Linked DNA regions of Homo sapiens: all the other regions are linked to region 1. The links are chromatin loops, found by intact Hi-C in ENCODE. Cell type or tissue: OCI-LY7. All regions are shown on one strand. Region 1 overlaps LOC105373188 (a long non-coding RNA gene). Region 2 has its middle 160 kb from the start of PPP1R2C. Region 3 has its middle 92 kb from the start of PPP1R2C. Region 4 holds the start of CASK (calcium/calmodulin dependent serine protein kinase). Region 5 overlaps LOC124905181 (a long non-coding RNA gene). Region 6 has its middle 160 kb from the start of PINCR. Region 7 has its middle 98 kb from the start of MAOA.

The links. A loop is a pair of places that touch in the nucleus more often than their neighbours do. Peaks named below come from ENCODE experiments on the same cell type or tissue, not always from the same donor. Only the 100,000 strongest peaks of a DNase experiment are listed, where the experiment ranks them.
Region 2: it touches region 1 in a loop (9-fold over the local background); 3 of 110 quality-filtered maps call a loop at or near these places.
Region 3: it touches region 1 in a loop (4-fold over the local background); 4 of 110 quality-filtered maps call a loop at or near these places.
Region 4: it touches region 1 in a loop (7-fold over the local background); 7 of 110 quality-filtered maps call a loop at or near these places.
Region 5: it touches region 1 in a loop (4-fold over the local background); 2 of 110 quality-filtered maps call a loop at or near these places.
Region 6: a loop joins it to region 1, with 3 times the contacts of the local background. A loop is called at or near these places in 4 of 110 quality-filtered maps.
Region 7: a loop joins it to region 1, with 9 times the contacts of the local background. A loop is called at or near these places in 5 of 110 quality-filtered maps.

What each region holds. Positions count from the first base shown.
Region 1 is chrX:42,941,364-42,945,363 of GRCh38, forward strand. It overlaps LOC105373188 (a long non-coding RNA gene), which reads left to right. Exons shown (of 5, transcript XR_949037.3): 4 at 16-100; 5 at 3,177-3,693. Among named protein-coding and RNA genes, the nearest start is that of PPP1R2C, 170 kb to the left of the region's middle. RefSeq lists a silencer at 3,145-3,204. In OCI-LY7, a CTCF peak has its summit at 2,231; DNase peaks (open chromatin) are centred at 1,768, 2,498, 2,988 and 3,118; H3K4me3 peaks cover 2,607 bases; H3K27ac peaks cover 3,964 bases.
Region 2 is chrX:42,612,998-42,616,997 of GRCh38, forward strand. No RefSeq gene overlaps it. Among named protein-coding and RNA genes, the nearest start is that of PPP1R2C, 160 kb to the right of the region's middle. In OCI-LY7, CTCF peaks have their summits at 2,299 (motif pointing right) and 2,508; a DNase peak (open chromatin) is centred at 2,344.
Region 3 is chrX:42,867,806-42,871,805 of GRCh38, forward strand. No RefSeq gene overlaps it. Among named protein-coding and RNA genes, the nearest start is that of PPP1R2C, 92 kb to the left of the region's middle. In OCI-LY7, no CTCF peak of the experiment used is centred here; a DNase peak (open chromatin) is centred at 2,096; H3K4me3 peaks cover 1,767 bases; H3K27ac peaks cover 3,854 bases.
Region 4 is chrX:41,920,873-41,924,872 of GRCh38, forward strand. It overlaps CASK (calcium/calmodulin dependent serine protein kinase), which reads right to left and starts at 2,682. Exons shown (of 27, transcript NM_001367721.1): 1 at 2,058-2,682. The coding sequence starts at 2,116. RefSeq lists silencers at 2,137-2,186, 2,457-3,036. In OCI-LY7, a CTCF peak has its summit at 2,127; DNase peaks (open chromatin) are centred at 1,749, 2,159, 2,839 and 3,709; H3K4me3 peaks cover 3,520 bases; H3K27ac peaks cover 2,491 bases.
Region 5 is chrX:42,678,855-42,682,854 of GRCh38, forward strand. It overlaps LOC124905181 (a long non-coding RNA gene), which reads right to left. Exons shown (of 2, transcript XR_007068221.1): 2 at 2,695-3,937. Among named protein-coding and RNA genes, the nearest start is that of PPP1R2C, 97 kb to the right of the region's middle. In OCI-LY7, a CTCF peak has its summit at 2,085; a DNase peak (open chromatin) is centred at 2,127.
Region 6 is chrX:43,332,139-43,336,138 of GRCh38, forward strand. No RefSeq gene overlaps it. Among named protein-coding and RNA genes, the nearest start is that of PINCR, 160 kb to the left of the region's middle. In OCI-LY7, a CTCF peak has its summit at 1,650 (motif pointing left); a DNase peak (open chromatin) is centred at 1,593.
Region 7 is chrX:43,556,016-43,560,015 of GRCh38, forward strand. No RefSeq gene overlaps it. Among named protein-coding and RNA genes, the nearest start is that of MAOA, 98 kb to the right of the region's middle. In OCI-LY7, CTCF peaks have their summits at 2,006 (motif pointing left), 2,207 and 3,820 (motif pointing right); DNase peaks (open chromatin) are centred at 1,986 and 3,826; H3K4me3 peaks cover 249 bases.

The DNA of each region.
Region 1 (4,000 bases):
CTATTTTTTTTTTAGAGGCACTGTGATCAACCAGCCAACACTAAAGATTTCTGGGAGCCAGACTCTTCTAATCACTGCTTTGACTCTGCTGGCAATTATGGTAACTATACTAATCTTGTCTTAGGCAATTTGTATTAGTTTCTTAGGTTTGCCATAATAAAGTACCACAAACTGGGTGGCTTAAAACTATAGAAATTTATTCTCCCACATTATGGAGGCTAGAAGGCTGAAATCAAGGTGTTAGCAAGGTTGGTTCTTTCTGAGGCTCTGAAAGGGAATCTATTCCATACCTCTCTTCTAGCTTCTGATGAGTGCTGGCAATCCTTGGCATTCCTTGGCTTGCAACTGCTTTGCTCCAACCTCTGCCTTCGTCATGACACAGCATTCTTCCTGTGCATCTCTATGTCTAAATTTCCCTCTTATGAGGACACCAGTCATTAGATTAAAGACCACTTTAATCCATTACAACCTCATCTTAATTTAATTATATCTACACAGATCCTATTTTCAAATAAGGTCACATTCACAAATACTGGGGGCTAGGACTTCAACATATCTTTTTGAGGGAACACAATTCAATTTACAAAGGCAATTAAGTGCTGCCACTGCCACTTGGCCTTTGTCGTCTCAAGAGTCTATCATTGTTATTACATTTAGGGATCCTAGTTTATGGTAGCAGTTCCCATGATAATTTCTGGTCTATAATGAATAGTCAGCACAAAGCTCATCAAGGATGCTGGAGCTCCCCTTACAGATTTATTTCTCATAGCCAGGGTAAAGGGTGTGTTCTGAGAGCCCTCTCAAGGTGAATGAGTAGGTCTTATATGATAAAGACACTCCAACATTCAAATGTTTCTAAGCCTTTAGATATCTTCCTCTACAGTATACCCCAAAAGTTCTGGCATATTTTGATTTCATTTATTGTAGGTCACTTTTGGGTCCATGTTTCAGCCAACCAACCAAGTAAACTGTCAAGCCCCTCAACCTGAAACACTGAATCTAGAATATTTGCTTAGTTGGCCCTGTTATGGACTGCATTGTTGCCTCCTCCCCAAAATGTGTATGTTGAAACCCTAACCCCCAATGTGACTATATTTGGAGATGGGGATAATTAAGTAAAATGAGGTCATAAGGGTGAGGCCTTAATTCCATAGGGCTGATGTCCTTATAAGAAAAGGAAGAGACATCAGCGCTGTCTCTCTCTCTCTCCACGTGAATGCCCAGAGGAAAGACCATGTGAAGGTACAGTAAGAAGGTAGCCATCTGCAAGCTGGAAAGTGCCCTCCACAGAAACTAAGCCTGTTGGCACCTTGATCTTGAACTTCAATCCTCCAAAATTGTAAGAAAATAATTTTTTTGTTATTTAAGCCACCCTGCCCATGGTATTTTGTTATGGCACGCCAAGCTGATGAATACAGGCCCATATCAACTAATTCTGCCCAATCCAACTTCATTTTCCTTTCACTTTGACTCCATATCTTTAAAATTGATTCCTATGCATATCCCCCAGGTTTCTGACTATATAAAGTGATAAAACTGTACAATGCTTTTGGTATGCATAGCAGCTCCTCATGGGTTACACTTTGTACTTTACCCCTCTGAGCCCGCTGGGACTTCAGGTAAGTTATAGGTTTAGAAGCAAAGAGAGGTGGTGGGGGTAGGTCTTAAAGAGGATCAGCAGTGCCTTACCAGTCAACTACCTCAGGAAAGGCAGGCAAAGGAGGGCCAATCTTCTCAAGACAGGAGTAGAAAGGCTGCTTCTACTGGCAAAAAAGGCTCAGCAGAACTCAGGGGTTAGAGTCCCCAGCTTTGTGAGAATCTGCCCATAGGATCCCATTCCAGCTTTATATTCATACAGAGGCTACAAGGCTGAGAAATCACTTTGCATCATTCAGCCACTGGCAGGGCGGAGACTCTGAATTTTGGTTTTCAGGGCCCTGTGGCTATGGAAGGAAGATAAGAATTTCTTTCAGGGCAAACAGAAGCTTTCAGTTTCTTTATGTGGACTTTGAGCTGATAATTCAAATTCCCGAGCCTATCCTTTCCCTACTTTCTCCCACGCAGTTAGGAGCAAACAGCCAACCTCATTGTACTCCTTGGTTTGACTAAAATGTGCTAAGGCATCAAATACATGGTCACCCAGAACCTTGTCTTCTGTAAGTGTTTGATTAGGAGTAACTGTAAGGGATAATTGGAAGGATGGCCGAGAAAGGAATGAGGCCAATAGACCCAAGTTCAGGCAAGCTGATTTATTGTCAGTCCTGCCAGGCCACCTCTTGACAAAAGCAGAGGAGGCAGCCCCACTTACAGGCTATAGCAAGGTTTTATAGGGTGTAGAACTGGGTCAAGGTGAAGGAAAAAGAAAAGAGACGGGGCGGGGGGGGGGTCCTTTGTGCCAGGTGTCTGACCACTTCCTGGAGATGTTTTTCTTGCCAGTTCTGTTGTGCAAGGTAGATGTCTTAACCACATCCTGGAGCAGCTGGCCTCTGGTCAAACAGTTACAGGAGGGTTTGGGGTAGGGTGTTTTGCTTTTGGCCTTTGGGGCTTAGATCTATGGGAGGGGGAAACAGTCCAGTTGGGTGGACCCTAACAGTAACCAGTGGGGATATTTTGTGTATCTCTATTGCCACATCATGCCATTGACTACCAGTGCCCTTCTTACTGCTAGAAGTAGACTCATTAGTGCTTTTAAATTTAATCATATTAGAGAAGACTCAAAACCAAGTCAGAGAATTCATACTTAAGATTCTATCCCCCTGGAACCACTCTTGGTATTAAAATCTGTATCAGTTAGCATTTAATCAGAGAAGCAAAAACTAGTATCTATCTAGATCTCTATATTTATATCAGATATTCTGCAGAGTGGCATTATTGACTTTTGGGCTGGATAATTCTTTGTTGGGGTGTGAGGGTGGGGGACAGTCCTGTGAATTGTGGGTTTATCTATGGCCTCTACTCACTATATGCCAGTAGCACAACTCTCTACCCTCCACCAAGTTGTAACAACCAAAAACGTATGCAGACACTGCCAAATGTTCCCTGAGGGTGAAAATTGCCTCCAGCTGAGAACTACTGGTATCTCTATATTATCTATATTTTTATTTATAGCTATATGTATCTCTTCCTCTATCTGAGAGAGAAATTGGTTATACGGAATTGGCCTTATGCAATTGTAGGAGCTGGCTAAGCAGTCTCTGTATGGCTGTTTTCTCACACATGATGCTGAGGCTTCAAGATCACAGGGATGGCAGTCAGAAAAGGAAAAACACAAGCAGGCTGGAACCAACAAGCTTAAGCTGGAACTCCGTGGAGAAGGACTAAAACCTGTGTTCATTCTTGTTGCCTCTAACCTTGGTAATGAGGGTATCCAGCAGAAGTGGGGCCCTTTGTCACAAAGTGAAACACACACCCCTGGTCTAGGAGTCTGAGAAGCTGAAAGAATATCAGCGGCAGGTAGAGCAGCCACAGAATCAGATGCTGCTTCACACCAGTAGGGTGAATCTACAGATCAGCAACAATATGTGTGAGCCACAAAATGGCCACTGCTTCTCTTTCAGCCTCTAAATGTCTCAAGAATCTTCCCTATGTCTTACCTCAACTCAAAACAAACAAGAGAAAAAATTCTGGGAAATGCAATTCAGCCTAGACAAGGTGACATATGAGAAAGCCATTACAAGATAGTTTGCTCAAAGTAGGATCCAAATTATGTCCATACTCAAATGAAAATATTATCCAAGCTGGGAGAATGTGTGGTTCCAAAGACTGACTACAAAATAAATTATGAGCTTAAATGGATTAAAATCATATTAAATATGTAGAAACTTCAAAACTCCACAAATCCAAAGTATGTCATGTACGGATAGAAATTTTTTCTTCACTGATGAGATAGAAAAAGAATTTGTCTGGCACAATGTATGACCCTTTGTCTATTCAAAAATGATCACAGCTAATGCAAAACATTTAACAGAAAGATAAATTTAATGTTAACAAGCACATTTGA
Region 2 (4,000 bases), 330 kb before region 1:
TCAAAGAATTTTTTAATTTCCATCTTGATTTCATTGTTGACCCAGTGATCATTAAGGAACAGATTATTTAATTTCCATTATTTGCATGGTTTTGAAGTTTCCTTTTGGAGTTGATTTCCAATTTTATTCCACTGTGATCAGAGAGAACACTTGATAGAATTTTAATTTTCTTAAATTTATTGAGAATTGTTTTGTGGCCTATCATATAGAATAGCTTGAGGAATATTCTATGCGCTGATGAATAGAATGTATATTCTGCAGATGTTGGGTAGAATGTTCCATAAATATCTGTTTGTTAAGTCCATTTGTTCTAGGGTATAGTTTAAATCCATTGTTTCTTTGTTGACTTTCTGTCTTGATGGCCTGTCTAGTGCTGTCGATAGAGTATTGAAGTCCCCCACTGTTATTGTGCTGCTATCATCTCATTTCTTAGGTTTAGTAGTAATTGTTTTGTAAATTTGGGAGCTCCAGTGTTAGGTGCATATATATTTAGGGTTATGATACTTTCCTGTTGGATGAAGTCTTTTATCATTATATAATGTCCCTCTTTGTCTTTTTAAACTGCTGTTGCTTTAAAAGCTTGTTTTGTTCAATATATGAATAACTACTCTTGCTCTCTTTTGGTGTCCATTTGCATGTAATGTCTTTTTCCACCTCTTTACCTTAGGTTTATGTAAGTCCTTTTGCGTTAGGTGAGTCTTGTAAAGACAGCAGAAACGTGATTGGTGAATTCTTATCCATTCTGCCATTCTGTATCTTTTAAGTGGAGCATTTAAGCCATTTACATTCAATGTTAGCATTGAGATGTGAGGTACTATTCTATTCATCATGCTATTTGTTGAATACCTTGGTGTGTTTTTTTTTTTTGTTTTTTTAAATTTACTGTGTTGTTGTTTTATAGGTCCTGTGAGATTTATGCTTTAAGGGGGTTCAGTTTTGATATAGTTTGAGGATTTATTTCAAGATTTACAGCTCCTTTTAGCAGTTCTTGTAGTGCTGGCTTGGTAGTGGTGTTTTCTTTCAACATTTATTTGCCTGAAAAAGACTATTTTTCCTTCATTTATGAAGCTTAGTTTTTCTGGGTAGAAAATTATTGGATGATAATTTTTTTTTTTATGGAGGCTAGAGATAGGGCCCCAATCCCTTTTAACTTGTAGGGTTTCTGCTGAAAAATCTGCTATTAATCTGTTAAGTTTTTAGTTATAGGTTACCTGGTGCTTTTGCCTCACAGGTCTTAGTATTCCTTCCTTTGTTTTGACTTTAGATAACCTGATGACTATGTGCCTCGGCAATGATCTTTTTGTGATGAATTTCCCAGGTGCTCTTTGAGCTTCTTGAATTTGGATATCTATATCTCTAGCAAGGCTGGGGAAGTTTTCCTCAATTATTCCCTAAAATATGTTTTCCAAACTTTTAGATTTCTCTTCTTCCTCAGGAATGCCAAGTATTCATAGATTTGGTCATTTAACACAATCGCAAACTTCTTGGAGGCTTTGTTCATTTTTTTAAAATTCTTTTTTCTTTGTCTTTGTTGGATTGGGTTATTTCAAAAACCTTGTCTTCGAGCTGTAAAGTTCTTTCTTCTTGTTCGATTCTATTGCTGAGGCTTTCCAGTGCATTTTCCATTTCTGCAACTGTGTCCTTGATTTCCAGAAGTTGTGATTGTTTTTCATTTATGCTATCTATTTCATTGAAGATTTCACCCTTCATATCTTGTATCTTTTTTTTAATTTCATTAAATCAGACCTCACCTTTCTCTGGTGCCTCCTTGATTATCTTAATAATAATCAATCTTCTGAATTCTTTTTCTGTAAAATCAGGGATTTCTTTTTCATTTGGATTTATTGCTGGAGAGCTACTGTCATTTTTTGAGGGTAATAAACTTGCTTTGTCATATTACCAGAATTGTTTTTCTGGTTCCTTCTCATTTGGGTAGGCTATGTCAGAGGGAAGACCTGGGGCTCAAGAGCTGCTGTTCAGATTATTTTGTCCCATGGGGTGCTCCCTTGATGTAGTACTCCCTCCCTTTTCCTAGGGATGTGGCTTCCTGCAAGGTGAACTGTAGTAATTGTTTTTTTCTCTTCTAAATCTAGCCACCTAGCGGGACTATCAGGTTCCAGGTTGGTAGGCATCTGCACAGACTGGTGTGTCTGCACAGAGTCCTGTGATGTGACCCATCTTCAGGTCTCTCAGCTGTGGATAGCAGCACCTGGCCTGGTGGAGGTGTTAGGGGAGTAAAATGGACACTGTGAGGGTCTTTAGTTGTATCATTGTTGTTTATTACACTAGTTTTGTGCTGGTTGACATCCTGCCAGGAGGTGGCGCTTTCAAGAAAGCATCAGCTGTGATAGTATAGGGAGGATCAGATGGTGGGTGGGGCCCTAGAACTCCCAAGACAATATGACCTTTGTCTTCAGCTACCAGGGTGGGTAGAGAAAGACAATCAGGTGGGGGCAGGGTTAGGTGTGTCTGAGCTCAGATTCTTCTTGGGTGGGGCTTGCCCTAGCTGCTTTGGGGGATGGGGTTGTGGTTCCCAAGTCAATGAAGTTATGTTCCCAGGAGGATTATGGCTTCCTCTGCTGTGTCATGCAGGTTGCCAGGGAAGTGGGGAAAGCCAGCAGTACAGGCCTCACCTAGCTCCCTTGGAATACAAAAGGCTGGTCTCATTCCCACCATGCCCCCGCCACCAACAGCACAAAGTTTGTTTGCAGGCAGTGGGTGAGCAGGAAGCAAGCAGGGCTTCAGATTTCACACCTCCCCACCTGCCCATGTTTGCACTCCAGATTTACCCCCTTCCTCGAGTTCTGTCTAGGAAACTCTGCATTTGGTTGGAATTCTTAACAAAGTTGAGCTGGAGATTTCTTTCTCCCTGTGATCTTTTCCCAGTTCCTCTGGCAGCCCTTCCAAAGGACCACTGTGATATAAAATCAAAAATGACTTCCCTGGGGACCCAGAGAGCCCACAGGAATCTTCCCACTGCTTCCTCTACTCCTGTATTTTGCTTGGCTCTCTAAATTATCTCAGCCCCAGGTAAGGTCGAATTTTTCTTTTGTGATCTGGACCTTCAGATTCCCCAGTGAGGGTGTGTGTTCGGAGGCAGACAATCCCCCTTTCCCACTTTCACACTTGGGCACTCACAGTATTTGGGCTGTCTCCCAGGTCCTGCAGGAGCAATCCACTTCCTTCAAAGTAGCTGTGGATTCTCTTGGCTTTCCTGGTATGTGCCTGTAATAGTTTTTGGAGCAAAAGTTCACAATGTGAATTTCCACACCCTGCTCTGTTCATTTGAGTGGGAGCTGCAATTTAGTCCTGCCTCCTGTCTGCCTTTTTCCCCTGCATAAGTCATTTAAATCTTTGTTCCCCTGTATGTCATTTTTCTCTAGCTACTTTCAAGAATTTTTCTTTACTTTCATTTTCAAAAGTTTGATTATGGTGTGTCTAGGCATATTCCTATTTGAATTTGTTTTGTTTGGGGTCTGATGAGCTTCTTAAATCTACAAATGTCTGTATTTTACTAAATTTGGGAAAATTTGTCTCATTATTTATTCATATAGTTGTTGCATGTCAATTGTTTTTTGCTTTTATTCTGGTACTCCCAATGACATATATGTCATGCTATTTGGTATTATTCTACAAATACCAGAAGCTCTGTTCAATATTCATTATTTTTTTCTCTGTTCCTGAGATTGTATATTTTCTATTGCTCTATCTTTAAATTAATTGACTCTTCCCTGTCATATCCATTGTACTACTGAATCCCCATCCAATGATTTTAAAATTTCAGGTATTATAGTTTTCAATTCTAGAAGGTCTATTTAATTATATTTTATAGCTTATATTTCTGTTGAGAACTTTTTCTTCCTATATACTTCAAATATATTTACCTTTACCTCATGGAACACAGTTAAAATATCTGGTTGAAAATTAATTTTTCCCCAATATTTAGGTCATCTGGTGATTGGCATCTGATGGTCATCATTTTTCTTAAGAATTGATCACA
Region 3 (4,000 bases), 74 kb before region 1:
GAGGTGTGCACAATATCTAGAACATATTCTTGCCTATCTAAGCCAAGTGAAACTATATTCAAATAACCATTAGGCATTGTATTTGAAAAAAAAGCAAAAATGACAATATCTAATATTACATAACCAGGCTGTACGGTACAAATTCTAATGTTAATGTGTATTATGCTATATTACAGTGTGTCTGAAAGAGACCAAATTAGGATCATTTTGCATTCTGCTGATGTGTATTTTTCAGTGATTTCACTGAATATCAGAATCTTGTGCATAGAGTGATATCAGGTGGAAAATATGGCTCTTTCATTTAGAATTTAAAATGATCTGGCCCCGAAGTGTCACTTATTCTTTAGAGAATTTCTACATAGTGCCTACAACGGCTTTGTAGCTGCATTTTTATTCAGAGTCTGGCTTTGAAAACACAAGTGTAATTAAAATCAGAATATAAGTACAGGAGCTGGCTTTGTTAATGTTAACACAGTTGATTGTTTAAGCCTGGTGCATCATTGCACAGGGCGCTCTACTTATTGCAATGTTAAGGCTCTGGGTAAAGTTCAGGGCTTCTTTCATTAAGTCGCCCACACCTTCCTTTACTTACTCCCTGCTCACTGCAGCTTCTGACGTTTGGAGACCCAGGAAAATTGTCTGAGGATGGAGGCATATAGGAGTTGCAACTGAGCTTTCCATTTGGCACTGTCTTGCCTGGTATCTTTTCAACAGTTTGTGAAAAATAAATGGGTCAATTAATTATCTTTCTGTGAGTATTATGAATCCAATGATCTTCTTTGTAAAAATGAAAAATGCTAACTGATATTTTCAGGCTGCAATACAGATTCATATTAAGATAATTTACCTTACAATAATCCTTCATCAGGATTTTAGTGAGTGCTGGTGGTAGACATTTGGGACATATCCCTTCTCTCAGAAAGTTTCCAATCTCAAGGGAGCAGCTAAATAAACAGAGAACTATATTAGTATAGATGAATAGAATTATTAGAAGGAAATTAGACAATCAAATTTTAGACTGAATCAGAATCACTCGGAGAGCTTGTTAAAACAGTTTATTGGGCCTACCCCACTATTTCTGATGTAATAGGTCTGGGGTAAGGCCTGATAATTTACATTTCTAACAGCTTTCCAGTTAATATTGATGCTGCTGGTCTGATGGCCACATTGATTGCCGTCAGATTCTGAGAATTCACTCTACTTAATGATGAGGGTCTCATACAAAGAAACCCGCATTTACAGGGGACCAATATGGCATAATCAGTGAGTCACACAGGAAAGAATGAGTAGAACTTTTGCAATGCTCTTTCCTAGGAACCTCCCTAACTTATTGTGTGGGTCAAATGAGTTTAAGTAGTATCATCCTCATTTTAATGATGAGCAAAGAGAGGCCAAGGCAAGCTAAGTGACTTATCCAAGATTACACAGCTGACACAGTCACAGACTGGGCTGCAACCCAGCCCGCTTGGTATTAGTACTGTTTCCACACATACCTGTGCAGAATAGCGTTGTAATGAGAAGGTTTGGAACAATATAGGAAGAGTCTTGGAGGAGATAAGGCTTTCAGTAAAATTTCAAGAATGGTGAGTTGCAAATGATAGGCAGCGTGCATGCACTGGTCTTATCATGCCATTAGGCAATCATGCCATTAGGCAATGATGTAGCAGTAAGATAGGAAGATCTATGTATAACAGGGGGCAACTAGGGACCTCTGACTATAAGGAAAAGTCAGACTAGGATGTAGCAAGGTATAGAGGGGACGGCCAGGTCAGAAGTAGTTAAGGAGGGGCCTTAGAGACCTAATAGTGTAGGTGCATCTTATCTGGAAGCAAATGGGGAGACTCTCTCAAATATGAAACAGAGAGGGGGTTTCCAAGGACCAGGTATGGAGGATACTTTGGCCTTAGTCTTGAGATGCATGGGCAAGGTTTCAGTGCAGAGGCACAGAAAGGTCATTTGTATAGTCGTGAGCAAGTCACTGAAAAAGGAGAGCTTAAAATTGATTGACAGTTCAATTAAGAATCCTGAACTAACAATACCACAACTCTAAAAGTTACAGGTGTGAATGGGAAAGCCCCCAAATTGCTGCAGGGCTGGAGGGTCACACAGGAAATGCCTAAAGCTTTCTTTGTAATCTAACTGAAGAATCTGTTCTTAGATTTGGGGCCAATCTGGAAATTACTGTTGCTGATAAAAGCAGAAGTGTTTACACTGCTACTGCTGCTTACCCATTACCGTACTAGGGCTGAGCATTGAGGTAGAAAGAGGTGCTTAGGAAAGGGGACGAAAGGACAAGAACCCTGAAAATAAATAGCTAAACCATTCTCAGGATAATAAATGAATAAAAAGAAATATGCAGAGTTCCCAGAATATTATTTAGAATTGGTTGCCTATGGTTTCTGAGAATTTACTGTAATTAATGTCTAAAACCTGCATTACACATAGGGGACCAAGTGGGGCCAAACCAACATGAGTCTTATAGGAAAGAATGAATAGAACCTGTAGAATAATAAGAAAAGATAATTTAGAACCAAGTTGAAAGATTCCATCATGGACTTCCCCACTGTCTAGATGGAAGAAACGCCCTTATCTCAACTGTGCAACATGTAAATATTGTCTGGCTGAAAAATAAAGTCATATTCAACAGTCAATTCTTTTGGGAGGGCTTCCTAAGATGTTCTCTTAAATTTAGGCATTGTATCTATCAACATATGTAACTAGCTATCAACCTGCAAACCTGCCTCCTCATCTGCTTATCTCTCTTTCCTCCGTCTGTATCTATCCTATGGTCATAGTTAGCATTTGGTAATACCAACTTGGAAGATTTTTAGGCTAAAATTCCTGCATGCCAGTTCTATGGGATGAATTTTGAGTTCTAATCACTTATAAATTCATATGGAAGAGAGGATCCCAAATTACTTTTTAGAAAATCCAGGGCCTTCTCTGCATATAGTTTCTTGGCTACCTCTATGAGCAGCTGAACACTTGTGTTCCTTTGACTGCCCAACTTCTACATTTTAAATTTTTTTAACTTTGAGATGTTCATTTTACTAGCAACATAGTATATATGTACTTTAGATACATTCAGGGAGTATAACCTTGAATTCACTCTCAATTAATATCAACAAAACCCTCATTCTACAAATGAAGGACAGCCAAGACACATGTAAACCTTTATTTCTCCAGAGGCTCTAAAATTATCCTTGGATTAACCTAGACCATAAGAGAGACATACATACCTGGACTGTGTTGTTTGTGCCCGTCTCTCTCCCCCACATCCTGTTTTTTTTGAATCACACTTTTTATGTTATTGAACAATATTGAAGAACACTGCAAGAAAAACTCAACAAAAGTAGTTGTATTTATTGTACAATGTTGCTGAGGCTGTTTGGATATTTTTATTGCATTAGATATCTCTTCTTTCTGTGATCCCATGGAAGAAATTCCTGTCTGGCCTCTGCTGTACTACCCCTGAACCCTTTGTTTGTTTTTATTTTCTGACCATCTTGAATAACTTTCTTCCTTCTTTGTGTTAATCTCTAGAGAACTTAGAAATTTATGCCTCCTATCTTGTGCGTACACAGGTCTTTACACTAAGCATTTTGTTTCCTAACCTCACATCTGGCTTCCAACTTACTTTTTTTTTTTTTTTAATGTACATTTTCTCATTTTCTCACTTGTTTTTTGCTGTGTGCGTGTGTGTGTGTGTGTGTGTGTGTGTGTGTGTGTGTGTGTGTGTAAAATAAGGCTGTTTTCTGCCTCCCTCCCTCGGCATAAATTTATCCTCAGGAATGAAGAGTGTTGGAATGGGTCAGGGCAGGATACACCAGTTAATCTTGAGGATTGAACTTTGACTTTGTAAAGCATATTCAAAAGATTCTTTTTCTTTAATTAAAAACTACTGAAGTATAATTGGCACTCAATAAACTGCACATGTTTAAAGTGTACAATTTGATAAGTTTTGACATATGTGTTGTCCATGGAACTATCACCAAAATCA
Region 4 (4,000 bases), 1.0 Mb before region 1:
ATGACTTTGTTAGTTCATTTACATCAGCTATAACTAAGATGCAACAAACATCATTCACCCACACATACAGTCATTTGGAGGCTTTTGGGAAACACCTAATTTATCTTCACTGGGTGCTCCTAAGAATGAGGAAACCAAGGAGATTTTTGATGCATTTTTCTCTCTAGAACTGTGCTATTCACATGTGGCTACTGGGCACCTGAAACGTGGCTGGTCCGACTGGGAAACTGAATTTTGAATTGTATTTAATTTTAATTAATTAAAATTTAAATTTAGAAAAAGGTACTTGATTCGGTTATTGGAAAACTTTTATGTATATTGGGAACAACTTGGGTATGTGAATATACTTTTGCAAACGCAAATTTTATGAAACCTAAATACAGATTAAGTATTTCTGATTTTCATCAGAAATGTAGCTTAGTGTCAGAATTGAGATGTGCTATTAGTGTAAAATACACATTGGGATTTCAAAGACTTAGCATAAAAGATGTAAAATATTTCATTAATATTTTTTCATATTGATTACATGTTGAAATGTTAAGTTTGGATCTACAGGGTTAAATAAAATATTTTATTAAAATTAATTGCACCTGTATGTTTTTATTAAATGTGGCTACTAGAAAATTTTAAATTACAAATGTGGCTCATAATATATCTTTTGGACAGTGCTGTTCTAGAACACTTCCACAAGCACTTTAACAGGACACATTTGGATACTTTCCTTTTAAGTCTGGCTGGTCATGTAACAATAGGGCAAGGAGTAACATGTCCTCACATCAATTGGGTCTGAGTAAAGTGTGTAGCAAGCTCTACCCACAATTTCACCATGTGAGGCAACACTGTAATACCTCAATATGGAAAGAAAAGGAAACAAATTAGCACTCAAATTGAAATTGAGTACTGCAGACAACTTAAAAGAGATAGGGCCAACTGCTTTAAGGTCTTGGTTTCATTTCCCAACTGTGGACCTTAAAATAGACAATAAAGCACCGCTTCCAAAAAAAAAAAAAAAAAAAAAAAGAGGTAAGATATTTCAATGTTAGCTCTAGCGATCCTTATTAAGCAAAAATTTGCTCTTAAATCTTATCTCCTCAACTTCTAAAGCCGCAGAATACACGCTGTGTTAGGAAATCAACTTCAGATTGCCAGCATTTCCTTCACAAGCAAATTAGCAGGATTGTGCACTTGGAGTACTGTTTGACAAGAATGAAAAGGAAACTATTCAAAATAGATTTAAGGAATGGACAATTAGATGAGGAACTGCAGATTTAATTCTCAATCAGCACTGTGATTAATCTGATTCCCTGCTTTTCCCCAGCGTAATTATACAACACAGATGAAAGGATGAGCATTTGGACTGTCAGTTCTATATTCTAGACCAGCCCGGTGACTCAAAGCAGACGGCTCTACCACGCTAACCACCATCCCAACAACAGTCGAGGGGAGTCTCGAGCACTGATTGAACAGTCATTGCATAACAAGGCATTAAAAATTCGAATGCCCCCAACTCTTTCCACGTTCGTGTACACCAGGAGGGAATTTGCTGAAACTGAAAGCACCCCGTCTTAAATGACCCCCTCCAATCCGAGCATGGGGTGTACACAAAGGCATCTGTCTAATATCCCGCACAATAGACACACACCCCACAATTAAAACCCTGGACTCTCTCACCACACAAGCAAAGGAAATGCAAGCTGCTCTGTTTCAAAAATGGTCTATGGTACATGCAAGGTAACAATAACCCCAACTGAAGCAACTATAAAATCGGCTGTGCCACGTCCCTGTGCAACCGTCAGATAAAATGCAGGCAGCCGGCCCCACGCCTTACGGGGTGGCCAACCTCGGCTCGGTGGCCTCAATGGACCGCTGAGAACCCCCAGGCCCCCGCCTGGCAGGAGCTCCAGGTACACGTCTATAAATACTCCAGGATGAGAAGGACGAGAGGGGAAGAGGGGAAGGAGGGAGGGCAGGGGGCAGGCCCCGAGCGGGTGCGGGAAGACCGGGGCATCACTGAAATGCATTTTTCCACACTCCCGCTCCCTCGCGTGGAGACTCACTTTCCGATCACCTCGCACAGCTCGTACACATCCTCGAACAGCACGTCGTCGTCGGCCATGGTCCGGAGGGGATAGCGGCCGCAGCGTGGAGGGCTTCGAAAACGGGGGTGGGGGCGCCCAAGAGCTCAGTGCCCAGCCCCGGGATCGCCTCCTCCCCTCAGGACCCGCGAGCCCTCGGTGCCGAGGACGCTCGAGTGGGGCCGCGAGGCCCAGAGACTGCGGCGCCTTCCTCTGCAGGCGACCGCCCCGGCGCGGGCGGCGGGGCCGGGGCGCGGGAGCGAGGGCGGCCCGGGCCCGGCGCCGCCCGCCCGCCCGCTGCTTCTCGCGCTGCTCGGGCCGCGCTGCCCGGCGTGCGGATCCTCGGGGACCGCGCGGCGTCGCGCTCTCCGCTCGTCAGCCCGCGCGGGCCGCGAGGCCGCGACCGCTCCCTCTGTCCGAGGCCGGCTCCGTCGCGTCGCGGAGCAGCTCGGGCTACAGAGGGGGCCGCGGCAGGACCATGGAGCGAGGATCGCCGCGGAGGGAGGTGGCGGCGGCGGCGGATCGGCGCTGGGGACCAGGAGGCGGCGGCAGAGACGCTCCCTCCTCTTTCTCCTCCTCCCGCAGCCGCCACCGCCCGCCCGGGAGTGGGAGGGGGCTTCGCGGGACCGGCGCTCTGTGCGGGCGGGAGCCGCGGCCGCCGCCTTCTGCTCCGCCCCTACGCCTCAGCAGCCGACCGGCTCGCCAGCCCCGCTCACCCGCCTCGCGCAGACACGCCCTCCTCCCCCGTCGGCGGCGCGGCTTCCAGAACCACAGGCTCCGCCCACTCCAACCGGTCGGGAGGCGGTGGCCCAGGGAAAGGGGAGCGGGCCGAGCGGCGCATGCGCGGGGCGCCGGCCGCGTCACGGCGAACGGGCGGGCACCGGGATTCTAGAGGGCGCGGGGGGTTGAGTGGGGCGCGCCGGCTGCAGCTGCCGAGGCGGGGCTGGTTGGGGTCGTCGCCTCCGCGCCTAGCCGCGACCAAGCCGCGAAAGGGGCTGGAGACAAAAGGTCCACGGCTGCACGCTCGTTGTCCGGCAAGAGGCACGAAACTCTGGCCGCTCCCCTTTCCTTCTTTTGTAATCGCAGGGAGCCTTTCCCAGTTTTTTGCTGGGAAAAGAGGCAGGGAAAGGGTGCTAATGAATGAGAAAGCTAAAAGAGAGGTGGAGAGAGGTTGTCACTGAATCCGTGCTTGGCAGCGGATGCTTTTAGTGCTACCCTGTCATTCCTTAATGAAGATGAGGGCTGGGGGTAAGGGGAGGTCGTCCAAGAAAAGGACTAAACAAAAACTGCCTAGGAAGGTGTGCGACAGCAAACGGTCATCTATAGAGACAGCTTCTCCCACGTTCTGCCCCAAACTCAACAAATATCTATCCAGCGCCTACCCTCACTAGAGACCAACCTAGAGAGAAGCTAGGAAGGCAGGGACAAACCGTGACTTTAAGCTCATTTGTATATTGTCCTCAAACTCCCAGGACCTACTCTGCTCTCTATACTCCCTATAAATGTTAGACTTGTCAGGAACAGAATGCAACTAGAGGGAGTGCAGGCACAGGAGCAGCCAGGGAGTGAGGTTCTGGGTGTTGCCGCTGTGCTAGGTTGCATTCAATATGAAGATTTCTGTTCAACTGAGCATGTGCGGAATGAGCCAGCGCCATCAGACAGGTATATGCCTCAGTTGAAGACCAATAGTGTCTTTGTTCCTCCGCACAGCAAAAGTGCCCAATTAGTTCATAAGTCAGTTTCCAGAAATCGTCTGGTAAATTTCTCAGTGCAGTATTTTTTTTAAAAAAAGTATTTATTAATACCAAAGTGGAGGGGGTGATGTGGAGACTCACAGCCTATTTTCTCTTCAGAAACGTTTCGTGCAAACCCTTGACCACTCCCTCAAAAGGCTGAGAGATTTGCCTGCTAAGGATTTGGGTACT
Region 5 (4,000 bases), 260 kb before region 1:
TTTTGCTTATAAGGTAACATTTACCTGTTCCAGGGATTAAGACTTGATATCTTCAAGTGGCCATTATTCAGCCTACTACAGGATCCATTTAGGTAAAGCTTAGTGGGGTATGTCTATGTATTTTCACAGTCATTTTCTTGTGCAGTTGTTACTAGCCATCCTGATAGAATAATATAATCCTACTTCCCATGATGCTAATTTATCTCTCACTGTAACATGAAGGTTAAGGATCATATTGTGATATGAACTTGTCCTTTGGAACTTGGAAGCATGAGTATAAAGGTAGGTAGTGGAGGACAAGCAAATATAGGCAGCCAGAAACTGATCTGTGAAAAATAATTATAAATATCACAGTGTATCTATGAAAGAAATTCGATAGAGATTTTTGTAAATTTGGCAATCCTAATAATGCACCTGTCATTGTCAATAACAGGTTGTAAAGTGGAAAGAAACTTCCTAAACTATGGATTTTTAACAAATTTCCATCATTTGCGCTAGAAAAAAGGCTGAATTATCTTTCTGTTTTCCGTATAGAAAATATTATAAAAGATTAAGGAATATGCAGTCAAAATGTAGAAAATAATGTACAATACAGGTGTATCAGGCAGTTAATTCATCAAAAATATTAGTTAATTTTTAGAAATGTTCATGGTATCTGCCAGGTTTTAAAGATTTTGTAATTTGTTGTGTTTTCTCATTCTAAATAAAAATTAACTTTTGCAGTTGATTTTGTATGTATCTTCTAAAATGGCTCCCCAGAATTGTTCAAATTTTAGGTACAATAAAACCTAGAAGAGCTCAGGCCCTCTCCCGAATGCTCTGTGGTTCAGGCATGCTCTCTTGGGAGTGAGTGAAAGGACAGTTTCTCATATGCATAAAGGGGAGCTGCCTCAGGAGACAGAGCTCTTCAACAATGACAAGAAGTCAGTTTTATTTACAACTCGGCAAAGCTGGCAACACAGAGCAGTTGCTCTCCAGCTACTTGTCTGGGGTATCTTCCTGAACTTGGTGCTTCTCCCAAGTGTGGCCAAAAAACCAAATACTTATGGTGATTTGTTGAATGAGGGATGTGCAGTGCATTCATCCATTCTTTGCACATGCTCATCTCTTTCCCTGGACCAAGGTAGACCATCAGAGATGTGTGTGGATGTCCTTGGCAAATTGCTCTTCCTGGGTTATATTTATATGGTGGCACCAAGGGGAGTGTAAGAAACTTCCCTTTGAACCTGTTTCTGTATTTACTGTAGGGATGCTGTTGAGGAAGTTGTCCATTATATTCCTGTTTATGAGAATCCAGGGGAGACATTTCTCTCTGGCTCTTTTGAGTATCAAGTCTGATTTTTATTGTATGGATGTTGTAAGACATGTGCCTGGTTTTGTCTCTCACATCTCACATCTCTAGTGAAACAATGAGGACTTAGAACACGCATTTGGGGTATCAATATAACCCCTGGCTCTATCTCAACTACTTTTATTTTCTCCTTTACCCTGCTTTTCTTCTTTGCTTCTTATTAGTTTTTATCTTATATAATTAAATGTATTTATGTAAGCCACCCTAAAATCAGTATGCAACAATGTGGCCAGAAATAAATAATCATTTAAAAACCATGTTAAGTGATTAAAAAAACAATAAAACATCTAAAGCACATTTCCCCTCAAGGCATTATTAATTACCTGATATTTCTGCACAGGCCTTTTGCGAACAGGTCAGAACCATATTTAGTGAAAAAGGATCCAGGTTTTATTAATGAAACTTTAGATATTTTCAGCAGAAAAGAAAAAAATATTTTTTTCCCCATTCACTTTTTTCTTTTCCCCTTTGCATTATATTGTTCATTTAAGGGTACAGAGGTTCTCTGAAGCCCCCAGTTCTTTTTTATTTAAGTAGATTTAGTCAAATTACACATAACAAAGACGACAAAGGCCTTTCTAATCTTCAGTGCTTTCTGCTCCTGGGAAAACTCAGGCCTTGTGTTCTTGTTTCCCTTTCCTGAGTCAGCGCTTGGCTAGTCCAAGGCTATGGGGCTCCAGGTCAGACAGTTAGAAATAAGCATAGAGAGATAGAAAAAACAACAGCCCATAGTTTAAATTTGAAAAGGAGCCTTGCTCTTTAGGTGGCAGCATAACTTTGTTGTTAACACAATTCTGGAGAGAAGGACTAGGGCTATGGGATGTCAAGAACATGAAAAACATGGTGTTTCTTTAACCCCACTTAAATTAATTGTGATGCTAAACTACAGAGTGGGATAATACCCCTCTGGCTGAAGAGATACCGAAAATATATAGGTAAGATTATAAAGTACTAAGGTTATTTTATGTACCTGAGTCTGAATCCCTGTTTCTTATTCTCCAAGGAAAAGTTTTCTAGTCTTTTGCTGATAGTGACATAAGCTTTATAAGTCTTTTAATTCTGATAGTCTTATTTTTTTTTCCATGTTTGTTTTTAGCCCTGGTGAAAATAGTCTCTAGTTAATGGTTAATATAGTTTTTAGATTACTTCCAACTAAGATATAATTTGATTATTTTTTTCCTTTGTAGGACAGGAAAAGGTGCAGTAACCTTTCTTACCCATCATAAAAATCACAGCCAACACTCTTGTAACAAAAGATAGGTTAACAAGAGAAAAGCATAACAAATGTATTTAATCAAAATTTTACATAACAAGGAAGCCTTCAGAAATGAAGACACAAAGACTCAGGGAAAATTGTCTACTTTTATTCTTAGTTTTCATGAAGAATGGACAACCATGTAGAAATATGATTCCACACAAAAAATGTATGATCTAATGGCAATAGACGGAGTGGGAAACCCATTAAGTCCTGCTTGTTTGGCTTCTCCTTGACCTCTGTGTAGCATTCCTTTCTCCCAGGTATGGGGCAGGACCCCTCTGGAATAAGGATCTTATGACCTGCTATCAGACAAGGTAGGTCAGAGAATTTCTTTATGGCCAGCTCCTACTGTTGTGCCAGACCTACTGACTCCAATAGGGATAGCACCATGTCCTAGAAGCGGAAGAAGAGAGGAGACCCGGAACCAGCAGATGACACATAGGGTTTACTGAGGACTTACATATGGGGCAGTACAGTGGTGGTGGGCTGGACTGAAAACCTGCTACCACCCTCCACCTAACAACCTCCATATAACCCAAAACAAAGGACCTTAATCCCCTATATGGCCTGCATTCCAAGGCATGGGCCAGGGGGTCATATGTCCTTCATAGACAAGGAGCGAATCTCTAGGTTTGCCACTCCTGGATTTCTTAGCTCAGAACTCCAAACACACATTCTTCTTAGACTTGAGGGTCTTTCTCAGGGTATGCTTAAGTTATTGCTGTCAGATGCATCTGCTATACACCTACACAGAAAGGTGGGGGATAGAGTGGCTTTGCTTCTGAGGCATTCCAATCTCCTTTAGTTCAAAGTACTCAGCACACTAAAGTGCCATAATTTGGCATGTCATTTTCTGAGCCCTGACACCTTCATTACTGTTATTGCCAAAATTTCTTGCCTCATCAACATGGCCAATTTTTAATTACATAGCTACATTAGATTCACCTTGTAATTTATTTTTGACCTGGTGGCCATCTGATTTAGAGTTTAGGTAGTAATATTTTATTTCAGGATTTATGAATCAGTTTTCTATTTGTCATCTCCCTGACTGTCGAAGTTCTTATGACCTTGACATGGCATTATTTTATGTACTTCCCCAGGCTGAAACTCCATCTTATACACCATTCTCCACTTTATGATTTCCTGTCTGTTTCTATATCCTGTCTACTGGCCATTCACAGGAACACTTCAAATCAATGTTCGCTTTGTGGACCTATGCAAATTACCATCCCATTTTCTTGACAATCTCTGCTCATGCAGCACCCATTCATGATGGTTTCTTGTCTGCCTTTTCCTGGGCTGCCTTAGAGCTTTTCCAAGTTCACATCCTATATTAAATAAAAGGAATATAAAATTAAAATCCCAATACAAATCATCCAAACTAAACATCT
Region 6 (4,000 bases), 390 kb after region 1:
CATTCTGTCTCAGAAACCTTAATCCCAGCTTCCAATTTACCATGAGATCTTAAGAAAGTCACTGAATTTAACCTGCCTTCTTAAATATTTTAAACGTGACCTGAAGATTTCTCTGTACATGGTGAACTATAACCTAATTAAATGTTTAAATAGACTATAACTTGCTCTTCTACCAATCACTGAGTTTCAGCTAAAAGGTGGCCAACTGTTCAAGCCATGTTGAATTAAGGCAAATGCCAACTATAACCAATAAGCTGTTTCTGTGCCTCACTTTCTTTTCTTTCTTTTCTTTTTTTTTTTTTTTTTGGGATGGAGTTTCATTCTTGTCACCCAGGCTGGAGTACAATGGTGCGATCTCGGCTTACTACAACCTCCATCTCCCAGGTTCAAGTGATTCTTCTGCCTCAGCCTCCCAAGTAGCTGGGACTACAAGCACCTGCTACCACACCTGGCTAATTTTTATATTTTTAGTAGAGATGGGGTTTCACCATGTTGGCCAGGCTGGTCTGGAACTCCTGACCTCAGGTGACGCACCAACCTCAGCTTCCCAAAGTGCTGGGATTACAGGAGTGAGCCACCATGCCCCCGGCCCACATCACTTTTCTTTTTCTGTCCATAAATCCTCTTCGATGATGTGGCTGTCCTAGAGTCTCTCTGAATCTATTCTGGTTCAAGGGCCTCGTTAATTCCTGAATTGTTCTTTGCTCAATTAAACTCTGTTAAATTTAATTTGTCTAAAGTTTTTTGTTGTTGTTTTGTTTTGTAGACAGGGTCTCACTCGGTCACCTAGGCAGAAGTGCAGTGCCAGGATTATGGCTCACTGCTGCCTCAAACTCTTGGGTTCAAGTGATGCTCCTGCTTCAGCCTCCTGAATAGTTGGGACTACAGGTGTGTGCCACCATACCTGACTAATTTTTTTTTATTTTTTGTAGCACCCAGATTCTTGCCCAGTCTGGTCTTAAACTCCTGGCCTCACGTGATCCTCCCACCTTGGCCTCCCAAAGTGCTGGGATTTCAATTGTCAACCACTGCACCTAGAAGGTTTTTCTTTTAACACATGGCATCAGAAGTGAGACCCAAAGTGGAGCTTCCCGCATTCCCCAGGAGCATTAAGTGACCAAGCAATGTACCTACTGGGACCATTGTGTTCATTGCTCTCTCACATCAATTGGGGATCATGAGTAAGTTCTTGCTCAGATTCTGAAGCTCTATGGATTTGTGTTTTCAGCTATCTAAATTTGTTTGAGCAATTTTTTTTTAACCAAATTGGGTTCAGAAGTCATTGTATAAACTGGACTGGATCCAGGATCAGTCCTGGATTATTATATTAGATCTGATAATTAACTGGCTTGGATCCAGTTAGAGGCTTCAGATGTCTGAGTCAGATAGGAACTGGCAGTAAATGGCAATACTACAGCAGGTAAGAACTGTGACTTTAGGAAATTCGCAGAGATTTTTGTGTTCTGTTCCCTTTGTTTCTTTTTCATGCATGCTTAGGTAGGGAAACATCATTGGCTACATTGATCAAGTGGATCTGAGAGCCAAAGCCAAGATTCAATATAAAAACAGAATCCATAGTTTCTGAAGAACTGACTACTCCACCTTGTGGCAACACCTACCTATACATGTATATGTATTAGGTCCCAGAAACAGCAAACACAGAAATGGTGAAATCTGATTAAAAATAATTTAAAAGTACAGTGGATGTTACAAATGAAAAACACTGGACTTTTAGAAGTGTATTTTTAAAATGAGGGCTCCTGAAATAGGGTAACCCAGGGATGCCTGTTGATAGGATTAACCAGGGATGCCTGTTGATGTGCAAAAGCTTCTAAAAAGATTTCAGTATTTTAAAGGCCGGGTGTGGTGGCTCACACCTCCAATCCCAGCACTTTGGGAGGCCGAGGTGGGCAGATCACCTGAGGTCGGGAGTTCAAGACCAGCCTGACCAACATGGAGAAACCCTGTCTCTACTAAAAATACAAAATTAGCCAGGCGTGGTGGCACTCGCCTGTAATCCCTGCTACTAGAGAGGCTGAGGCAGGAGAATCTCTTGAACCCGGGAGGCGGAGGCTGTGGTGAGCCAAGATCGTGCCATTGCACTCCAGCTTGGGCAACAAGAATGAAACTCCATCTTGGGCTAGGTGCAGTGGCTCTTGCCTGTAATCCCAGCACTTTAGGAGATTGAGGCGGGCAGATTACCTGAGGTCAGGAGATCGAGACCAGCCTGGCCAACATGGTGAAACCCTGTCTCTACTAAAAATACAAAAATTAGCCGGGTGTGGTGGTGGGTGCCTGTAATCCCAGCTACTCAGGAGGCTGAGGCAAGAGAATCGCTTGAACTCAGGAGGGGGAGGTTGCAGTGAGCTGAGATTGTGCCATTGCACTCCAACCTGGGGGATAAGAGTGAGATTTTGTCTCAAAAAAAAAAAAAGATTTCAATATTTTTATTCCCTCTATGAGAAGACACTTTATAAAAGGCAAGTAAAAATTGTAAGTGACTAATTGATAAGAAAAATAATATGCTAAGTTTCTGGCTTAGTTACTAGCTAATCCTAAAGTCTAAAATAAAGCTATCCTGGATAAACTGTTTATAAAAGGCAGGCCCTCAGGTAAAGCAGGCTTACTTCTTTTTCAGAGTTATCCATGCTTAGTTAATGTATAGAGAATGGGTTCTTTGCCCTATTCTTTAATTGGCTCTACCCTGAACTCAGTAAATTTAGCTAAGAAATAGTAGCTAAAAGATTGCCTATTGAACTAAATTGGTTTCCAAGATATACCTTTCTGGCTTTTAGCTGGATATTTTGAAATATTTTCATAAAAGAAATTGGTATCTATTAAAAGATCACCATTTGAAGGGGGCCTGCCTGCCTCTGTACCCTGGGAAAGAGAGGGAGGACTAAATGACTAGAAACTCTTACCTTTGCTTTAAATTTACATAAAAAGACTTACTTTGTTTAAGGTACTTTCCTCAGGCCATCTTTATCTTAACTGGATCTTTACCTAAAACCTTTTTGTTTCTTTTTTTTTCTTTTTTTTTTTTTCTTTGGTTTGAGCAAATGATGGTACAATATTTAGGCCTGGAGACTCAGAGCTATGCTTTTGAGTTATAAATTTTCTACTTTGTTTCATGTAAGAGTCATCCCTTTAAAAATGCAAATTTAGTGTTGCTTAGCTAACAATTGCTTAGGTCAATGAAACAGGTAATTGGAAAATTGATCATTTGAATGAGAAAAAGAAAAACTATTTGGAAACTGGCAAATGAAAATTCTCTGTGAAAGCTATAAGATCTGCTTCTGTCTATTTGTATGTCTATATGTCTTTATGTATTGTGTGTATGTGATAATATTTGGCAAATAAAACTGGTTTTAAAATTATCAAAATAAAATAGAAATGGCTCTAAAATTTTCAGTGAAATATAATTCAGATATTTTTGCCTGTGTTTACTGGTCAGACAGGTTTGTGCCATCTCTACTACATGTTCTAAGGTCATAAAACTGCTGCTTCTGTAATATTTTTGATGCTTGATTTGTCTGTGAGTTTATGTTTTTGGTTTTGAGACTGGATTCTGGGGTCTGGACAGGTTGATGTGGTGAGACCTGGGGACATATCCTCAGTGCCTAGACCACCAGCTATAAGGCATAGTAAAGCCCAATCCTCATCCTCTCTGGCCTAACTTTGCCTCCTGGCCATGCTGAGAACAATCAGATCCTCCAGGCATCTTTTTCACAGCTCTGTGCTCTGTCCTGAGCTCTACACCTGGTATGTAAATTTAGGATGCAGATAGGCCCTGTCCTTTATAGCCATCCTTGGGTGCCATATAGGTACTTGGGACCCAGGATAACTGTGGGACACATTAAGAAGGGTACTTGTGTCATATTTTCAATTATTTTTCACTAATTTAAATTTTTAAAGTTATGTTATATAATATTAAATTAAGTAATAGTCACAAAGTTGTCTGAGTCATTTCTAGGTAAGTTAAAGTACTAAAACAATTATT
Region 7 (4,000 bases), 610 kb after region 1:
TGTTTTGAACACCCCAACAAGAACTCCTAAGGGAAAATTACTCTAATTTGTTTTTGTATGATCTGTCTTGATTCCTGGGGATTTCATTTGAATATGGACTTGTACAAATCACAATCATCAGTAATATTTCTCTGAATCTTTTTCCCATGCCTGCTAAAGTAAGATCTTCGGGTTGGGGTGGAGGGAGAGGAAAGGACAGAGGCACTATTTCTAGGAGTCTCCAAGGGACACCTTGCCTGAGCCCACAGAAATATTTCTTTTTGCCACTCCATGGCATTAGCCATTTCTTTTTTCTGCTGTGTTTCCCTGTAGCTGAGATGTCAGGCCACCCATGCCCTCAAGAGGCAATGTCCTTCAGTTTATAACAACTCTGTCATCATAGGTGAGAGCCTTGGCACTGCCACGGGTGAGATAACATAACAGGGCAACTCACTGGGTTATTTAGAGCCTTTGTTCTACCATATCTGGGCTATGTTTTCCTCAGAAGCAGAGACAATTCCTCTTTCCTCATCTTGGCATTTTAAATGCTACTCCAAAACAAAGCTGCACTGTTTTAGATCCTGAGTAAAAGCATTTCAATGCAGCTATTCTGCCAGTTTTTTCCTGTAGTTTTCTCACCCCAGGACTTCAGCGTCAGTCAGTGGGGATTAGATTGGAGAACTGGCTGAGCAGTAGGACATGTTAATACTCAAAATCATCCCAACCCCGATTAACATGGGCATTGTTATTAGGAAGGACAGTTGAGACAATCCACTTTGTTTGGAGGAGTTATTTCCCAAGAGACTTCTTGATCTTTCATCGAAGGGGAAACCTGGTGACCCCTAGCTCCACTGAGCAGAGGCAAGAAGCTCACAGACAGACTCTTGCTACCCATGCAGAGATCATATTGCCCCATGTTTAGTGAAACACAGTGACTGGACAATGGGGGTGAAAAGTGAGGAGTGAGCACTCCGAAGCTTGAAGGCAGGGGTCAGGTGTCTCTACTTCTCTCTAGTATTTAGACCACACCCTCTTATATCTGTTATCCGCCTGGTGCTAATCTGTTGTGAGCACAAAAGATAAGAAGCAGAGAGACAAGGCAATGTCTTCTTTCCAAGTGAAGGTATATTGTGAGCATAGGTACTAACGGGAAGGTGGCAAATACGCTGGAAAATACCCTGACACATACAGCATTAGCACACAGGTATTTTTTGTTGGATGCTGTAAAATTCAGAGAAAGTTTGCCAAGAGGCAGAGTGAAAAAAAAAATTGGGTTATTATTTTAGAAACTGATTTTGAAAGAAGGAAGATTAAAAAAAGAAAAAAAGCCTTCTTACTAGAAGATACAGCTGACCTCAGAAATAAGCAGATGCGCCTCCACCACCAGGAGACAGTTTTAGAAAGGATTCCCCCTTGTTAGCTCAAGTTTATTCTTATCCCTAAGCACAAACTCCCTAGGGGATTTGGACACAGGCTGATTGCAGAATTCCATATGTTGAGAGCCAGAGTAGCATAATAGCAGGGAATACAGACTTTGAAAGCAACCTGCCTGTGTTGAAAGACCTTAGATGTGACATTTAACTAGCTGTGTGCTAGTGAGCAACTGACTTAACCTCTCTATGTCTCAGTTATCCCTTTTTGATAGATGAGGTGAGGACGCCTGCCTTACATAACTGCAGTAAGAATCACGTGGCTATATGTCAAAAGCGCTTAGCTCAGTTCTCTGCACATAATCATTCGAAAGATGTTGGCTTTAACATTTTGTTACCATCTAATTTTAAGATTGACACAGTAGAAATCAGAAATCTAATATGTATGCAGATATTTAGACTCAGGGCTCAACTTGCTTTAAAACTTTGTTCTAAAGAATATAATTTACTTAAGTATATTTGAATTTTTACAAGTTATTTGCACAAATGTGCAGAAATCCAATTGTATTACCAAACATGATTAAGACCCACCATCTTGAATCACGGAAAACACGTTTCCGGCAAAGCTGGGCTCTGAGATTATGGTACAGTGCTGACATCTGGTGGCAGCAAGCCCTGAAACATGAAATTGAAGTTCTCTCACTAAAAGGAAATAGGTAAACACCCATAAATAAGCCTTCATAAAGGAAATAGGTAAACACCCATAATAAGTTTTCATTGGGCGGATAGGTTTTAGAACTCCTTCAAACTCTAAAATATAAATGAGTCTTAGAATTTTTATAGATAAGAAACTCCAAATGACTAATAAACATACTAAAGATGCTTATCTCCCCTAAAAACCAAAGAAATGAAAACTGAAGCAATTAGATACCATTATACCATTTTTATCCAACAGACTGAGAAATAGTAAAAAGACTGATAATACTAATTGGAGATGAGTATGGAAAAATTGGGACTTTCAAACACTGCTGTCCAAATTTGAAGTGCTATTTTGCTGTACCAATAGACATTTAGCAGAATCTGGTAAAAGTGATGATGTGCATGGCCTGTAGCTCAGCAATTCTAGTTCAGGGTATGTATTCCAGACCCCAGGAAAAGCCTGTGCTCAAAGAAATGTGGTAAGGATACAAATAATACATGGCAGCATTATTTGTAACAGCAAAAAAAAAAAAAACCTGGAAACATCCTAAATGTTCAGCAATAGGATGATGGCTAATATGTCACATGCACATACTTAAAAGGATAAAACAGTAAAATGAAATGCACTAGAACCACATGCATCAACATGGATAAATCTTGAAAACAACAGTGAGACATGGAAACTTCAGAATGTCACATAGAGTATGCTATTTATTGAATATAAAAACACAAGAGAATACTATATATTGTTTTGGAAAACTAAACATATAATATAAAAATATAAAATGGGAAGAAACCCATCAACTTCAGGGTAGTGATTACCTTTAGGGAGGGAGGAGGGAGAATAGGATTGGGAAGGGGAATAAAGGAAGTTTAACTATAACTGCAATTTCAGTTATTAAAATTTCTTAATCTCTCTAACATTTTTATACCATTTATTTTTTGCTATTTATTGTATCCTTCAATATTTTCTGCACATTTATATACATACAATGGAATATTACTCAGCTATAAAAAGGAATGAAATTCTGATACATGCTACAACATTGATGAATCTTGAGGACATTATACTAAGTGAAATAAGCCAGTCATAAAAGGACAAATATTGTATAATCCCACTTCTATATAGTACCTAGAATAGGCAAATTCATAAAGACAGAAAGTAGAATAGAGTTTACTGGAGCTGGGGGTAGGAAGAATGAGGAGTTATTGTTTAATGGGTAGAGATTTTCTGTTTAGGATGATAAGGAAGTTCTAGAGATGGATGGTGGCAATGGTTGCACAACAATGTGAATGTACTTAATGCTACTGAATTACACACTTAAAAATAGTTACAATGGCTTTATGTTTATATATATATATATAACCACACATAAAAAAATTAAAAACCTATAAGTCAGTTCCTGCCCTTTGGGCAACCACTCCAAGCATGGCAGAGAAGTAGGATATCTCCATATCTGTGCTGGCAGTTGTACAGAAGTTGGTGGAGAGGCAAAGAGGTGGCTGTCGCTGGCATTTCTTTTTTTTTTTTTTTTTTTTTGAATTAGAGCTGTAGTAAGAGGATGAAACCAAAGTTTAGGTTTCGGCATCTAAAGACTAGAAAAATTGTATTTTATTGCTTCTTGAAATGCTAGCTTTTGCTGCCCTCTAACCAACAGGAGACCAGGGCCAGCTGAGCCTTCTTGTCTTTGAGTAAGGTCTGCTTCTTTCACTCCCCCTGGGCCCACCTCCCCTGGGGAGGTGTGACTTGATTCAATTTCCTGAGAATCTGGGGTGTAGTGAAAGGATGCCAGAAGGTGGCAGCAAAAGACCACCTCGTGGAAAAGACCTTCTGCTTTCTTCTCTTCACTCTCCTGGGCATCTGGCAGAAGTTGGCTTTGATTGCCAGGGTCCCCACCTCAATTCAAGATGAAGCCTAGTGTAGTAACACCATGCCTGGGGCCAAGAGAGAC